Linked DNA regions of Homo sapiens: region 2 is linked to region 1. A link is a loop called in an ENCODE intact Hi-C map of the cell type or tissue named here. Cell type or tissue: OCI-LY7. All regions are shown on one strand. Links, peaks and the distances in the headings refer to the core of each region. The heading gives the core; the rest is flanking DNA. Region 1 has its middle 18 kb from the start of LINC00603. Region 2 has its middle 90 kb from the start of PTGER4.

Region 1 (8,348 bases), core at 120-8,119:
GCCAATTGAAATAATTAATTTAACTTACAGTTTGGCTAAAATTGAAAAATCCATAATCATCTGCGGAACTGATACATGATATTCAAATGGAAGAATTTATAAGCGTAAGTTCACGGAGTTGGAAGTTCTGAACAATATCTGGCTAAAAGGACAGTGGAGATTATTTTTCCATAGGCATTTGAAAAACTGTAGATACAATCATAACATGATATAAGTGAATAATCCTTTACTGATTCTACAGCTGTGATTCTCAATCTTTCCTGCACATTAGAATCATCTAGGGAGTTTTTTTTTTTTTTTTTAAAGTCCCATTGTTCAGTTTGCACCAGACACAAAATAAATCAGAATATCTGGGGACAGGCCCTAGGCAATGGTATTTTTAAAGATCCCCAGATGATTTTATGTTCAGCCAACATTAAGGACCACTGAGCTAGAGCAACTCCTTTATGTCATAGTCAAAAGGTCTGAGGTTGCAAATTGTAGATTGCATCGTATAAGGTCACACAGCTGGTTAATGATTTTCTGTTCTTTTCCCTGTCTTCTGTCTTCAATTTTTAAATGTTGCTGCTTCCTCTATATTTTGTACATTTATTCACAACACTTCAGATTCTTTTAGCCTCAGTTATCTCTTATTCTAACCACTCAGTTTCGCAGATGTGAAATCTGACACCTGAGGTCTAGACCTTGTAGTGCCTACCCTCTTCCCAGGAGCTTCTTTAATGATATGTGGTAGCAGACCCTTTAGAAATGCTCTTGGCACTCGCAACTGTGCAACTTGAAAAGGATGAAGAATTATAATGCTATGGGGTGAACCTATGACTAATGAGTAATGAAAGGCAATGAACTTGCTTTTCACTTTCATTCCCATATACTGGTAGCCTTGAGATGCATTTCATATGCCTCATTAAGCAGACCTGGGAGCTCGAACATCTAGTCACCTATAGCTGTGGGCAACTGCATAATGAATCTTTGTCCTGGCACTCCCTCCTCCCCTGCTAACCTTGTCTCTTTTCCACCTCCTTGAGTCTCACTTTCCAATAAAATATTTGCACTTAATTCTTTGATTCAGTCTCTACTGTCTGGAGAAACCAAGCTAAGACATTACCCTTCTTCTGTTATCTTAATATTAATCTTTCATGGTCAATATACAATTTTCATTGCCCGGACCATGCCTGGATAATTGAGATGCAATGATTATTAAAAACATCATCATCAACTCAAGGTCCTTTATACATATGTTCTTTGGTGCTTTAAGAACCTTCCATATTCATTTTCTAGAGAAGGTGAAGGAGAAAAATGTCTACAAAAAGTAAAATGTTCCAGGAAAAAAATAGCTCATACAGAAAAAAATAAACTGATTAAAACGTGAAAAGAGATTGAGGAGGAGAACAAGATCAAAAGGAACCTGGAATTAGAAATGGAGAGTTGTCCAATAAGTCCTCTCTATCTAAACTACAATCAAAGTAATTCTTCATTTCCCCATAAAGAATGTCATTTCAACTATTATCAATATATTAAATAATCCTCTTTATCTATGCCTCTATCTTTCTGCTAATCAGATTAACATAGATGGCATTTATTCATTCTTTCTATACTCATCCAGTGTTAATTTGGTTCCATTATTGTTCTAGAAACCCAAATAATAAAATTACTTTAGTGGGAGATATTGGTATTGAGTAATTATTGAATTTCCACCTAAGTTCCTAAGTCAATAAGGAGAATCTTACCAAATACTTCTAACTGTAAGTAAATGAGAAATGGAACATTTATTCTTCTAAAGAGTATCATACCCATATATGGCCACTGTATCCTTATTTGTTCCTATTCTTGGATATATTCACACCAACACTTGGCTTTCTGGTCATCATAGAACACACCACCTTTCTTGTTTACATATATTCTATAACTTGCTCCTTAGTAGAGTCTTTATTTTCTCATTCATAAGTCCCCAGGTCTCTTCTGAAATTCAAGGGCTTTTCTTCCCATATTTTTCATTTATTCCACAAATGATCTTTACTACATGAAATATATCTTGTGATACAGTAGATAATATGACAACACATTCTATCTCTTCATTGAGTTTACCTTTTAGTGGAGGTATCAAATAGAAATGAGATAAAGAATACAGATTACCACAAATAGGATGCAATAAATAGTAAATACATAACACACTATTAGAAAGAGTAGTCAGGGAAATCTTGTCTGAGGAGAGAAATGGGATGTAATGGTCTCATGGGGACCTCAGAGGGAAGTTGAGACCTAAAGGATAAGACTGAGTCAGCCAGGCAAATTTCTACCAAAAAAGCATTCTATGCAGAGATAAGTGATCGCAAAGGCCTCCCTGAGATGGATAACGGTTTGATAAATTCCAGGAACAGAATGGGACCAGTATAGCTGGAATATAATGAAAAATCAGTAGAAGAGCATAAAATTAGGTTAGAGAAGACCGGGCACGGTGGCTCATGCATGTAATCCCAGCACTTTAGGAGGCTGAGGCAGGTGGGTCACCTGCAGTCAGGAGTTCGAGATCATCCTGGCCAACATGGTGAAACCCCGTCTCTACTAAAAATACAAAAATTAGTCGGGAGTGGTGGCGGTGCCTATAATCCCAGCTACTAGGGAGGTTGAGACAGGAGAATCGCTTGAATCTGGGAGGCTGAGATTGTAGTGAGCTGAGATCGCACCACTGCACTCCAGCCTGGGCAACAAGAGTGAAACTCCATATCAATAAAAAAAAAAAAATAGGTTGGAGAGAATATAAGTACTAGATACTTCGGAGTTTTGTAAACCAAGATATGGAGTGTGTATTTTATTATAAGAACAATAAAAATCCTTGAAGGATTTTTCAGCTAGGAAAAAAAAAAAAAACTTAGCCTGATTTTCATTTTTGAAGATTTCTCAATTTACTCTATGGAGAAACAAGTTAGGAGGCTGGTATAATCCAGTAAAGAATTGAAGAAGGCATTAAAGAATAAAATGCACATAAAATAAATACATGTCAAAGATGACATTTGATTCATTAATTAATGAAAAAACCAGTAAGATGTTGCAACTAATTAAAAAGAGAATCAAACAACACATGTATATTAACAATCAAAAATGCTTAGATGAATTTCAAATACAGTAGATGCAAAACTGGTCAATTTCCACAGGGCAATAATCAACTGAATTTCTATGAACAAGAATCATTTGCATGACTATAAGTTTTCTACAAATTACAAGATCGCTAAAATAGCTCAAAGATGATGAAAGTCACAAGTAAACAGGAACAGTGTGCTAGACAGGACATCCAGTAATCTTTATTTTTTTTCTTTCAAAGTCTTTTTTAATTTTTCCTGACAGGAGCCTGAATTAGATAGAACACTGATAGAGGACACAGAAAACAGTGCTGAATTACAGATATGTTGCAAAACTTCATTATTAAGATCCAAATCATCCTAGCTTCGATGTAACCATCACAAACTAGAACAAAAAAAGATATTTAATCTAGCATGAGAGCTGTTACTGAGGAACTAAGTGATGTCAGTCCCTTGAGAGAACAGGTGCTTGGTTTTCCTTCCCTTTGATGTCAGCTTTCCGGTGATGCGGTGATGAGACCTGCAGTAGTGTTTGCTTAGTCTTCACAGTCCAGTCAACCCTAGTCCTGTGACTGCTGTGTTAGTGTGATCAGTTCAAACTGTTCTGGTGTTTGCATGGCTGGGCAGCAGATCTCTTGACAGGGCTGCTCAAATTGGTTGCCCATCTTTTCTCTTCCCCACCAAAGTCCTGAAGGCTGAATGAACTGACAGCCCATTGATTGTCAGCTTCTGCTACTCCTTGGCCAAAGAGCCTTATGAAATACATACGGATGTCCATCAGTGTTCCAAACCCTGCAAGACTTGAAGTGCATTTTTGGACCATAGTTCATATGAATTTAGTAATAGCAGCCTGCGCAGCTGTTTTCTTCTGAAATCTTTGTATTACTTTTTCCAAATGTTCTTAACTAATTTTGGAGTCTAGACTAGGAAATGTCAATACTCTCTAATATGCTGCATCTCCACTATTCACAATAGCAAAGACATGGAATCAATCTAAATGCCCATCACTGACTGGATAAAGAAAATATAGTGCATATACACCATGGAATATTATTCAGCCAGAAAAAAATGAGCTCATGTATTTTGCAGAAACATGGATGGAGCTGGAAGCCATTATCCTTGGCAAATTAACATAGGAACAGAAAACCAAATACTGCATGTTCTCACTTACAAGTGGGAGCTAAATGATGAGAACTCATGGAGATAATAAGGGAATCAACAGACACTTGGGCCTACTTGAGGGTGGAAGGTGGGAGGAGAGAGAAGATCAGAAAGAAATAACTATTGGGTAATAGGCTTAGTACTTGGGTGATAAAATTATCTGTACAACAAACCCCCATGATATGAACTTACCTATATGACAAACCTGCACATGCCCCTATGAACCTAAAGTAAAAGTTAAAAAAAAATATGCTGCATCTCTTCACAATGCCTGGGGACATTTAGAGAAGACATTATTCATCAGTTAAGTAGATTAGTGATATGGTACCAAGTTCGCTCAGCTACTACCATGGCATTTCTTAATTTTTAGCTAGCCTCCACCCATGGGCACTTTCTTCCCTATCTATTCTGTTGTTCTTTCTTATCCACTCTCTCCACATATCCTCCTCATTGTGGTCACTGACTCTTACTCCCTGCGTTCTGAGATAATGTATGTGAAAGCACTCAATATTCTAAAATTCTACACCAATGTAAAGTATCAACATTACTATAACTCATATATTTCCAATCTAGTTTTGTGAGTAGGTGGGTGTGTGCAATGTGAGTGAGTGCATGAGTACAGAAGAACAATGCTCAGTTGTCGTGAACAGGCCCCCATCCTGGACTAACATCTCCATTACCCTCCCTACACAGAAAGAGCCTGAACTTATATGAAGATAGGCAAGACTCAGATACACCTAACTAATGACAAGTTTCAGATTTGAGGCTTTTTTTAAGAAGCACAGCAGTAGAAGTCCTTTCCTAGTTAATCTAAGAAGCAGATACAATTTGTTTGTAGTGTCTCACCTTTCCTATCCCCTGACATTTATTTTTCTTTATCATAAAACCCAATGCCCTCTACTATTCTCCAGCAAGTCCCATCTTCCTTATTGGTTAATGCCCCAGTACCATACTAAGTAATGCTTGGTGCTTTCTAATTACCTTTCCCCCAAACTCAAACTCTCGTGAATTTAGGCTATGGAGAAAAATGTTCTATTAATCTGGTCCACCTGAGAATATGACAAGATAATAACAATATCCATATGGGCAATTTCATGTTTAATAATTTGGTAATTGTTATAAATGGGTGATGGCTTTAAAAGTCTAAGAAAAACTTTTAAGAAAGAATGCTTTCTAAAAATCCCTTAATTTTAGAGGTGATGCTTTGACATTCATGAGGCAATCCTTAACCTGGAAAAGGCAAGCAGTGAAATGAGGTGATAAACACTCTAAAAACCAGATGGAATACTGGTCAAATGCTGTGTGGCGGCAAGAAGTGACACATAGCGGCTCTCCGAGCTGCTCTAAGACATCCACTAGAGCCTAGAATCAATCACTTTTCATACTGAATAGACCACAAAAGACAAACCTCATTGATACCAGGGCCATATACTCACAGAAAACATTAATCTAGGACCATATAATATTTTAAAAGGTCTTTTTACAAAAAAACCATATAACATTTTTAAAAGGTCTTTTTGGAAAAAAAGATAAATCCAAATTGCCCTGAAATTAGTTAGAAAGTTAGGAATAGAGACCATAAAATATATTCACTAAGTGGATTTTTTAAAAAACTTTAAAAGCAATTTAGTTTCTTGGTCATAAAACAGAAAAAGAGAGTGAAGCAATCAAACAGGCATGAGGTCAAGAGGTGAAAATACAGGAAAGAAAAGGTAGAGGGTCAAAGAAAAAAGAAAATAGGCCCAAAAGAAACAGTAACAGGGAGAGAAGCATTAAGAGACAAATGCAAATGTGTTTGAAAACACACACAAAGGGAAGAGAATGCCAGGAAAGGCTACACACACTTACCCATACTTACCTGATGTATATATTCTCTCTGTGCAGAGAGAGACAGATTGAAAGCATGGAGGAAAAAAAACACACATAAAGACACACTGTGATGGCTTGGTATTGTGTCGGCTGAGGCTACACTGTGATGGCTAGGTTAAACTACATTTCCAAGATTTCCCTTCCATATGTTTTTCCACTTAGGGTGAGACACAGAGAGAATCTTGTGCAAGATTTGGAGGGTAGAAGTAAAGCAGCAGCTATTTTTGTAGGTCACGTAAATTGTCACTTATCCTCTGGCTTACCTTGTTGGTCTAAGACAGGAGCTCAGCCTACAATTGCTCCACCTTCCATTGAATTCTCCTGATTCTCCACGGGGTGTGTGTGTGTGTGTGTGTGTGTGTGTGTGTGTGTGTGTGTGTGTGTGTGTGTGTATCTTTAGCTCCTTGATGAAGAGCACTGGCTTCTGCAGGAACCCCTTGCCATCAAGGTGAGAGACAGTAAAAACTGATACTTGTGGGTTCCAGTTTGTTCCTACTGTCTCCCACTTTATATGCATTTTCCCTTCTTTTTGTGGACTTCAAGCCTTCACAGCAGATTCAAGGACACAGCTACACAGAGACTACTTAATTAGCTCCCACTTTCATAATTGCATGAGGTCTACTGCCTGGGAAAAATCCCTTGATACAAATACAAGATTGGATGAATGAATGAGTGAATGAACAAATATGGTTCCTTGTGACTCTGCTGTTCTGATTGCATACTGACTGATACAGACACATAAATTAAAAAACCAGGTTTCTAAAAGTTAATGAAACAGTATCTCTAGTGTTTAACCTTTAAGAACTATCCCTGCTAATATAGACCCCTGCTTTTAGCTAATGAAATTCAGTTCAGAGCTAGATTCTCATTCATGTGAGTTTCTCCTAATTGACAGAATTGTTATTTTATCATCCAGAATGTGAAGGGAGAAATATCCTCAGCTAATTAGAATTTTCCAAAGACATGCTTAGACCTTGTCACTACTAACTTTAACTCTAGTTTAACATTAAGAGAAAGTATATGAGAAGGGTATATAAAAAATACATGTTCTAACAGTTCATATGAAATTGAGCATCTCTTAACTTTTCTAATTTTCAGTCTTTGAAGGGTTAGTGAGCCATCCAATCATCATCTTGTTTAAGTCATTCTTATGTAGATATTGATATCATTTGAAATGTACAGAATTTAACTATAATTTACATAATCCCAGGTACTGCTGATCATAAATATTTTGTCTTTATGGTTTTGATTAATAACAGCAATGAAATTCCTAGAGTCATCTAGTGATCATCAAGAGTCTTTATATAATTCATCTTGCATTGACAAATTGTAATTTTACTATGACTGTCTTTGAAGTAAATGCCTACCTACTTCTTGGAAATGTCTTCAACTTTACTGGGAGATAAACAGAATTGAAGTTTGAATCCCTACTTGGCTCAGGCCCATAGAATCTATCGCAGTGCCACCCAACAGAAATATAATATAGGTCACATCTGTCATTTTAAATTTCCTAGTAGCTATATATTTTTTAAAAATTAAAAGGATATCACATTTATTTTCACCATATATAACTCTATACATTTAAAACAGTATTTGAACATAATCAGTATAAAAAATAAAGTTATATTTACAAATTTTTCCATATGAAGTCTTTGAGACTCAGTGTACATTTAAAATTTCTGCACACCTCAATTAAGACTAGACAAATTTAAAGAGCTCAATAATCCCATTTGACTAGTGGTGAATACATTGAACAGTGCAGTTATAGTGAGTCTGTTGGGTGAAGGAAGTGATAAGCCTGAATATGCCTACTAAACTCAGGGAGCAAAAGCACAAGTTAATTATCCACCACAAGAGATTGTGAAATTATATAGGCCAGGAAATTTCCTTGTAAACCCAAGGTTATGTTCCTCTTCACTGAGGGGGGCAGTATTCTAAGTAACCTGGATGAAACCCACTCCACCTTGTTACGGCATATGCAAGACAGAAAACACATTTGGTGTCAAAATAGAATTGTAAGCCCCCGCACAGATTCACTGTAATATTCTCAGCACAAGCCTGCTTTGGGATGTCTCTGACCCCAGAATTCCATGGGGTGATCAGGAGCTGACCCAGCCAAGTTTTTGGAGCTTTGCAAAAAGATCTCTTCTTCCGTCACAAGCAGGCGCAATGCACACTTGGCAGAGAATTATGTGGCTTGCACTGGATATCTTTAGTACCATTGCAGAGGGGTTTCTGGGG
Region 2 (8,348 bases), core at 259-8,258, 560 kb after region 1:
AACTTGTAAGTGACTTACATCAAGCCAGCGACTAACATAGCCAACGCATTTGCTCTATGAATCCAAAATATTGGTCTAAGGGTTCTATGGTACCTAAACAAAACATGTGGTGAACTATCCAAAATGAGAGAAAAGAACTCAACTACATCTTTGTTCATCATAATGGACTCCAAACCAGAAAGGACATTTCTACATTTTCACATTGGAACCATTACCCATTTTCTGAGCCACCGAAAGGAACAACTAGCTTCTTAGAGCTGTATTTCTGCCACTTCAAGGAACATGAAAATATAGTTTTGTGGTTATTAAGAGTACACATCTTTGAGGCAAACCTAGATTCTGGGTCCGCCACTAAATATGTAATTTTGGGGAAATTACCTAACCTCTCTGGGTTAGTTTCCCATCTGTAAAATGCACTGATGATATTTTAATATCTGCCTTCCGGAGTTACCACGAGAATTAGATAAGATGTTGTATGTGAAGCAATTAACACCCCCTTGATACTTAGTAAGCACTCAATAAGCATTCTTATTAATGGAGAAGTCAAGTCCAACACAATCTCTGCAATCCCTTGGCTGTCCAGCTAGGGTAGAAACCAATTATTGTTGTGTCCACAGTCCCGACTAAAGGAAAAAGGTATGTGTGTTGGAGTGGAAGGAGGGTGAGGTTAACCTATCCTCAGGCCTATGAGAATTTGCTCTTAACCCTTAACTATAAGGATCTTAAAACACCTCCAGGTGTTTTAAGAATGTAAGGGTCATTGGTATAAATGAAAGCAAAGAATGTAAGGGTCATTGGGATAAATGAAAGCAAAGTTACATACTGAAAAGTCAAAAACTGACACAGAAATGGAGCTATATTAGAAGAAGGCTATAGCCTTACTTCTGCCTCCATTTCTAACTATATTATTTGCAGATGAATTAGAACAGGCGAGGTGGGGCTGGCACAAAACATGTTCCCATGACACAAGACAATAACCAGCTCACACATCTTTGGTGGCCCCTGGTACTGAGCACCAGAGGCCCTCATTGAGGACAGGCACTCCTTTTTCACCTAAAAGTATTTCCTCTCTACTGGGAATCAAAAATTGCCTTCTACAAACTAAATTGCCAGCAACATTCATCAAGAAAATAGCACTAACTTAGCATAAGAGGCCTTGGATTTAGAAGACGACACAACAACGTCTAGAGACCCAACATGATTGTCAAAGACTGGGGAGCTTGCTGAGTGGGTGAGCAAACACATTCTGAGTAGCCTCTGTATTGGGAGGTGAGAATTCCTATATAAAAGTGCTAATAATCTGCATTAATTGATTTGTTGAAAAAATAAAAAATAAAAATAAAGTCACTTATTAACAGCCAGTAAATACAGAATTCCTTCCTTGGGTAATGGATGGCATAATGGGACATTGCAAACTTGAGAAATGGAACCATTTCTGATTTATGAAGGCATATACAGCTAAGCTAACTTGTAGGGTTACTTTGATGGGATAGAAGAAAATAACCCATTTAAACTCCTCTCACAAATCACTTTTTAAAAATGCTTCCTTTTTAGACCATTAAAACTTAAAGTAAACTAAAACTATATTGTTTAAGAATACATAAATAGGTGTAAAACTACAGTGGAAAACAAGAACATGAACATCTTACTGTCCTTGTTAGGATACTTACCTAGAGGGGGAAGGAAAAGGGATAAATTAGGTGGAGTCATTCAGGAAGGTGTAAGCAATGTCCTGTTTCTCAGCTTTAATGTTGATCTATACTGGTGCTTGTTTTTTATATACTAGGGTTTGTTTTTTATACAGGTGTTTGTTTTATAAATCATTAAACTAAATTTGTTTTGTGCAAAAAAATAAGACATTTATTAGAGAAGTATATATTAAACTAACGGTAGTTATGTCTACTGGAAAGAAGTAGAACTGTGAGAATCTGTCACAGTGACTGTTGTTTTCCTAAAAAATACTTCAGCATCATTATTGTAATAGTATGTAAGTGCTGATTCACTTAAGCTTTGATTCTAGAGATACTCAGCAACATTCTTTCAAGAATGCAGTACCGAGGTATGAGCTAGTATTATACTAGAAAGGGCCTCTCTTCAGAGTGGCTGCTGTTAAGCCCTTCTGCTGTCTGTATCTTGATTGACAATAGACATTTTGCTGATGCATAAGATGTCAAATTAGTCCAATTAATTATGTGATACTAATGACTATTTATTTGCTTGATGCATGCTAGAAATTCTCTCCTATTTGTGCAATTACAGGTATTCAAGGAATGTGGATTGTCTAGAGTTGTTAAAGATCTGTTCACTCTTGTGTGTACAAGGGAACTGAGTAACATGTCTCCTTAGGAATGGAAACTAATCTCTGATACATTCTATATCCAACCATTGTTTCAATCAAATGAGACTGACTAGATGACATAGAAATAAGCCAACCTGTACTCTGACACCTGAAAGAGCAGATGACTGAGATTTCATGGAGCCTGCAGATCAAATTTGTGAATAGTTTTATACCTGCTAGCTAGTGAATATTTGTTGAATATGTATTTGACTATATAACAGACTTCAGTCTGAGACATGTATTCATTTTAATCTGGTAGCAAGGTTGTGGAGAAGAAGCTAACCATTGCTACTTCAAAAATCTTTTGTGGCTATTGTTATCAAGACAAAAAAGAAAGAACCTAAAAGTTTTGCATGACTAACATGATGAAAGTTGGTTCACAACAGAGTCTTTTGCTTTTTGCTGATCTTTTTCTAAAATTATTGACATTTGTAAATTGAATGAGTCTTATTTTACAAAAAGAAAAACTATTAAAATACCTAATAGAAAAAGAAGCAAAAGACCTAAGGAGACATTTCACACACAAAAAAATACATATAGTCAATAAACATGTAAGGAGCTGTTCAACATTATTATTAATCAGAGAATTAATCAATGTGATATCATTTTAAACTCGTTCATTTGGCAAAAAAATAATACTGAGTCTGACAATAATTGGCATTTTCAAGAATATGGAGCCACAGAATCTTCTATGTCTTGCTGGAAGTAGATTAAATTGGCTCAATCACTTTGGAAAATAATTTTTCTCATCTCAAGGAGTTAAACATTCACATGCCCTCTTTCACTCCCAGGGGTATACCCAATAGAAATCCTTGTGCCAGTACTCTAAGAAACATGCTCAAGAATGTCTGTAGCAGCACTGTACACAAAAGCAAAACCTAGAAATAACCCAAATGCCCATCAACAAGATGGAAAAAAATGACATATTCATACAACAAAGTCCTATTCGAAAATCTCATAAATTAACAATAGCAATACACAACAATATAGATGAATCTTAGCAGTATGTTATTAAGTTAAACATAATTCTCAAAAGATTACACACACAGTAGGATATCTTATTTAGGAATAGATACAGATGCGATAAATTATATTAAAAGAAAAGCAAGAGAAAGCAAGGGAAGAGGGTGATGCTTCCCAGGGAAGAGAAAGCTAGGAATGGGGTGGTACAGAAGAAGGAAACCATATAACTTGATGTAAGTTATTATCAAGAATTTAGCTCCTGTCTTTGGCCAGGTGTGGTGGCTCACACCTGTAATCCTAACACTTTTGGAGGCTGAGACAGGCAGATCACTTGAGGTCAGGAGTTTGAAACCAGCCTGGCCAACATGGTGAAACCCCCATCTCTGCTAAAAAGAAAACACAAAAAATTAGCCAGGCGTGGTGGTGCACACCTGTAGTTCCAGCTACTCAGAAGGCTGAGGCAGAGAACCGCTTAAACCTGGAAGGCAGAAGTTGCAGTGAGCCAAGATCACACCACTGCACTCCAGCCTGGGTGACAGAATGAGACTCTGTCTAAAAAAAAAAAAAAAAAAAAAAAAAGAATTTAGCTTTTATTTTTGATGATGAGTTTATGAATGATTATATTAATCATGATGGATGAGTAGATAAAAGCAGGCCATACATAAAACAATGGTGAGGTTGTATTATGAGACATCCATTAAGTTTTCTCCATTCTGTGCACTTGAAGACAAAATCAAAACAAATCAAGGAGAAAAACAAAATAAACTTTAAATCATATATATTTATATACATATAGTAGGCAACCCAATTGTGTTTATTCTAGATGAAAACTATTGCTGTTATCTTGCTTCTCGCATTAAAACATCTGTATCAAATTGTTTTTTAATACTATCTTAAGGATTTTTTTTTACATTTTATGCTCTAGCCAAAGCCAAGTATAGTTGGATAGTTCTTTGACTTTCCACAGTTTTTTTAAGTGAAAAGAATATTATATATCATTTTTATGTTGCAAATGACACAGTAATTACCAAACTAAATAAAATATTTCAAGATCTTTTTGTTACAATTATGAATTTCTTGCTGGAACCCAATTAATTTGAATGGGAAAAAAATCAGCTGTAAAAATCACCAAGAAGGAATAAAAGACATTGTATATACCCATTCAGAAGTGTAAGCAACAAAATTCCTGCTTTGAATAAAAGCATTACTACACAAAAGTAAATAAAGTATTTTGGAATTTGCTGAGATAATTGTTACATGAAAACATTAAGAACAAGTTTTTCTTTTTTTTTTTCCTTTCCAATTTTTATTTTAGATTCAAGGGGTACATGTGCAGGTTTGTTACATGGGTAAATTGCATGTCATGGGGGCTGTGTACAGATAATTTCATCACCCAGGTAATCAGCATAATACCCAATAGACAGGTTTTTAATCCTCACCCTCCTTCAAACCTCCACCCTCAGATAAGCCCCATTGTTTATTGTTCCCCCTCTTTGTGTCCATGTGCACTCAATATTTAGCTCCCACTTATAAGAGAACATGCAGTATTTGGTTTTTCTGTTCCTGTATTAATTCACTCAGGATAATTGCCTCCAGCTCCATCCATATTGCTACAAAGGACATGCTCTCATTTTTTATAGCTGCATAGTATTCCAGGGTGTATATGTGCCATATCTTCTTTACAGTCCCCTGTTGATGGGCATCCAGGTTGATTCTATATCTTTGCCATTGTGAAGAGTGCTGCAATAAACATACCTGTGCATGTTTCCTTATGGTAGAATGATTTATATTCCTTTGAGTATATACTCAGTAATGGGATTACTGGGTTGAATGGTAGTTCTATTTTAAGATCTTTGAGAAGTCTCCAGACTGCTTTCCACAGTGGCTGAACTAATTTACATTCCCTCCAGCAGTGTATATGCCTTCCCTTTTCTCTACAATCTCACCAGCATCTGTTATTTAATTGTGTTTGTTTGTTTGTTTGTTTTGAGATCGAGTTTCGCTCTTGTTGCCTCCTGGGTTCAAGTGATTCTCCTGCCTCAGCCTCCCAAGTAGCTGGGATTACAGGTGCCCACCACCATGCTTGGCTAATTTTTGTACTTTTAGTAGAGACAGGGTTTTACCATGTTAGCCAGGCTGGTCTCGAACCCCTGACCTCAGGTGATCCACCCACCTCAGCCTCCCGAAGTGCTAGGATTACAGGCATGAGCCACCGCACCAGTCCTTTGACTTTTCATAATGGCCATTCTGACTAGTGTGAGATGGTATCTCATTGTGGTTTTGATTTTCATTTCCTAATCATTGGTGATATTGAGCATTTTTTCATAAGCTTGTTGGCTGTGTGCACGTCTTCTTTTGAGAAGTGTCTGTTTACGTCCTTTGCTCACTTTTTAATGAGGCTGTTTGTTTTTCTCTTGTTAATTTGTTTAAGTTTCTTACAGATTCTGGATATGAGACCTTTGTCAGCTGTATAGTTTGAAAATATCTTCTCCCATTCTGTAGATTGTCTGTTTGCTCTGTTGATAGATTATTTTGCTGTGCAGAAGCTCTTTAGTTCAATTAGGTTCCATTTGTCAAGTTTTGTTTTTGTTGCAATTGTTTTGGAGTCTTTGTCATGAAGTCTTTGCCTGGGCCAATGTTCAGAATGGTACTTATTGTTCCACTGGTCTATGTGTCTATTTTTCTACCAGTACCATGCTATTTTAGTTACTGTGGCCTCTATAGCATAATTTGAAGTCAGACAGTGTGATGCCTCCAGCTTTGTTCTTTTTGCTTAGGATTTCTTTGGCTATTTGGGCTCTTTTTTAGTTCCAAATGAATTTAGAAATTTTTTTAATTATGTGAAAAAAATGTCGCTGATTTGATGGGAATAGCATTGAATTTGTAAATAACAAAATCAGTGGTTTAATTGATTCTTCCTATCCATGAGAAGAGAATATTTTTCCATTTGTTTGTGTCATCTCTGATTTCTTTCAGCAGTGCTTTGTAATTCTCTTTGTAGAGACCTTTCACCTCCCTGGTTAGCTGTATTCCTAGGTATTATATTCTTTTTATGGCTATTGTGAATAGGATCGCATTCTTGATTTGGCTGTCAGTATGTACATTGTTGCTATGTAGAAATGCTACTGATTTTTATACATTGATTTTACATCCTGAAACGACTGAAGTTGTTTATCAGATCTAGAAGGCTTTGGGCAGAGACTATGGGGCTTTCTTGTTATAGTATCATATCATCTGCAAACAGAGATAGTTTCACTTCCTCTCTTTCTATTTGGATGCATTTTATGTCTTTCTCTTGCCAAGTTTTTCTTAAATGTGTTCCTTTTCATCTCGATCCTATTTACTACATATTCAGCAGAATGTTCTTTCTCCAAATTAAAACTATTTTTTTTTTTTTTTGAGACGGAGTCTTGCTCTGTTGCCCAGGCTGGAGTGTAGTGGCCTGATCTCGGCTCACCGCAACCTCCGCCTCCTGAATTCAAGTGATTCTCCTGCCTCAGCCTCCAGAGTAGCTAGGATTACAGGTGCGCACCACTGCACCCAGCTAATTTTTGTGTTTTTAGTAGAGGCGGGTTTTCAGCATGTTGGTCAGGCTGGTCTTGAACTCCTGACCTCAGGTGATCCACCCACCTCAGCCTCCCAGAGTGCTGGGATTACAGGCACGAGCCACCAGGCCTGGCCTAAAACTATTTTTAAGATGAAGAATATGAGATATAAGAAAAAGAATACAAGATAAGAGTATAAGAGAATAATATTTAATGACTTCCCAACCCTCCATATAAAAACTCAAGCAGTGAAAAAACAGAAGTTTGTTATGCTAATGTCAAAATCATGACAAATACCATTCCCAGTATGGAAGCACCATTATTAACAGAATAATGCATTTTATATAATATCATATTTTATTTTCAATTTCAATTTTCTTACATAATAAAAATGTCATTTTTTCAAGAACAGTGTTACTAGAATACTAACAATTATAACCCTAAATAAGACATTTATCTGAAAGCAGTTTTATTTTCACAAAGACCTAATATTTGTTGAATATTTAGTATGTGCCAAGCCCATTGCTGACACATACTACTTTGATGTGGTATCTCCTTGTTTGTAAAACACTTGGAAAATATATGAGTATGTGTTTTTTGAAGATCTATAGTGGATCATACTGTTCAAAATATAACCACTGGCCAGGCGCAGTGGTGCACACGTGTAATCCCAGCACTTTGGGAGGCTGAGTAGGGAGGATCACATGAGGCTAGGAGTTTGAGACCAGCCTGGTCAACATGGCAAAACACCATCTCTACGAAAAATACAAAAATTAGCCAGGCGTGGTGGTGCACGTCTCTAATTCCAGCTACTCAGGAGGCTAAGGCACAAGAATCGCTTGAACCCAGGAGGCAGAAGTTGCAGTAAGCCGAGATCACACCACTGCATTCCAGCCTGGGCGACAGAGGGAGACTCTGTCTCAAAAAATAATAATAATAATAAATAACTACTAGTTATTCTTGTAGTCATGCTTACTACTGACACAATGAGTGAGGTGCCATGCAGGAGAATGTAAATACTGTCCTGGCATTTTTTAGTAGGCAACTGTTGTCTTGGAGGCATATCACTTCCACAAGACTATATCCCAGCAGAAACAGTCAGAGAGCAACTGGAGACACAGGAGAATTTATCCCCTTTTCTTTCTTTAGGGTGCTTGGTAAAAGCCCTGCAGCAGAATGTTGGCCTGTGATGAAGTACCCCAGGTCACCCTGAACAGTTGTGAGTATGCACTCTACACAAGGCACCCATGGGGGCCAAAGAGGTGCTGGATCCACCAGCATAAATTTAACTTGTAGTTTTTCCTAATTGGTATATCTGGAGGGGCACTTTCTTGTAATTTATTTGCCTAGAAAGAACAAGTTTTTCTAATTCACATGGAAGTTCAGTGTATATTTGCTGAGACTTTGAAAGCTTCCAACTGGAACTGCCAGGAGTCTAATACCCCTGATGGGTTCTAGGCAACTGTTGTCTCTGAATATGAGAAGATGATGTACTGATGAAT

Evidence for each region. A loop is a pair of places that touch in the nucleus more often than their neighbours do. Peaks named below come from ENCODE experiments on the same cell type or tissue, not always from the same donor. Only the 100,000 strongest peaks of a DNase experiment are listed, where the experiment ranks them.
Region 2: a loop joins it to region 1, with 4 times the contacts of the local background. A loop is called at or near these places in 2 of 110 quality-filtered maps.

What each region holds. Positions count from the first base shown.
Region 1 is chr5:40,029,976-40,038,323 of GRCh38, forward strand. No RefSeq gene overlaps it. Among named protein-coding and RNA genes, the nearest start is that of LINC00603, 18 kb to the right of the region's middle. RefSeq lists an enhancer at 3,247-4,249. In OCI-LY7, for the core only: no CTCF peak of the experiment used is centred there; DNase peaks (open chromatin) are centred at 3,236 and 3,576; H3K4me3 peaks cover 1,068 bases; H3K27ac peaks cover 1,411 bases.
Region 2 is chr5:40,585,401-40,593,748 of GRCh38, forward strand. No RefSeq gene overlaps it. Among named protein-coding and RNA genes, the nearest start is that of PTGER4, 90 kb to the right of the region's middle. In OCI-LY7, for the core only: no CTCF peak of the experiment used is centred there; DNase peaks (open chromatin) are centred at 3,741 and 6,531; H3K4me3 peaks cover 1,272 bases; H3K27ac peaks cover 1,488 bases.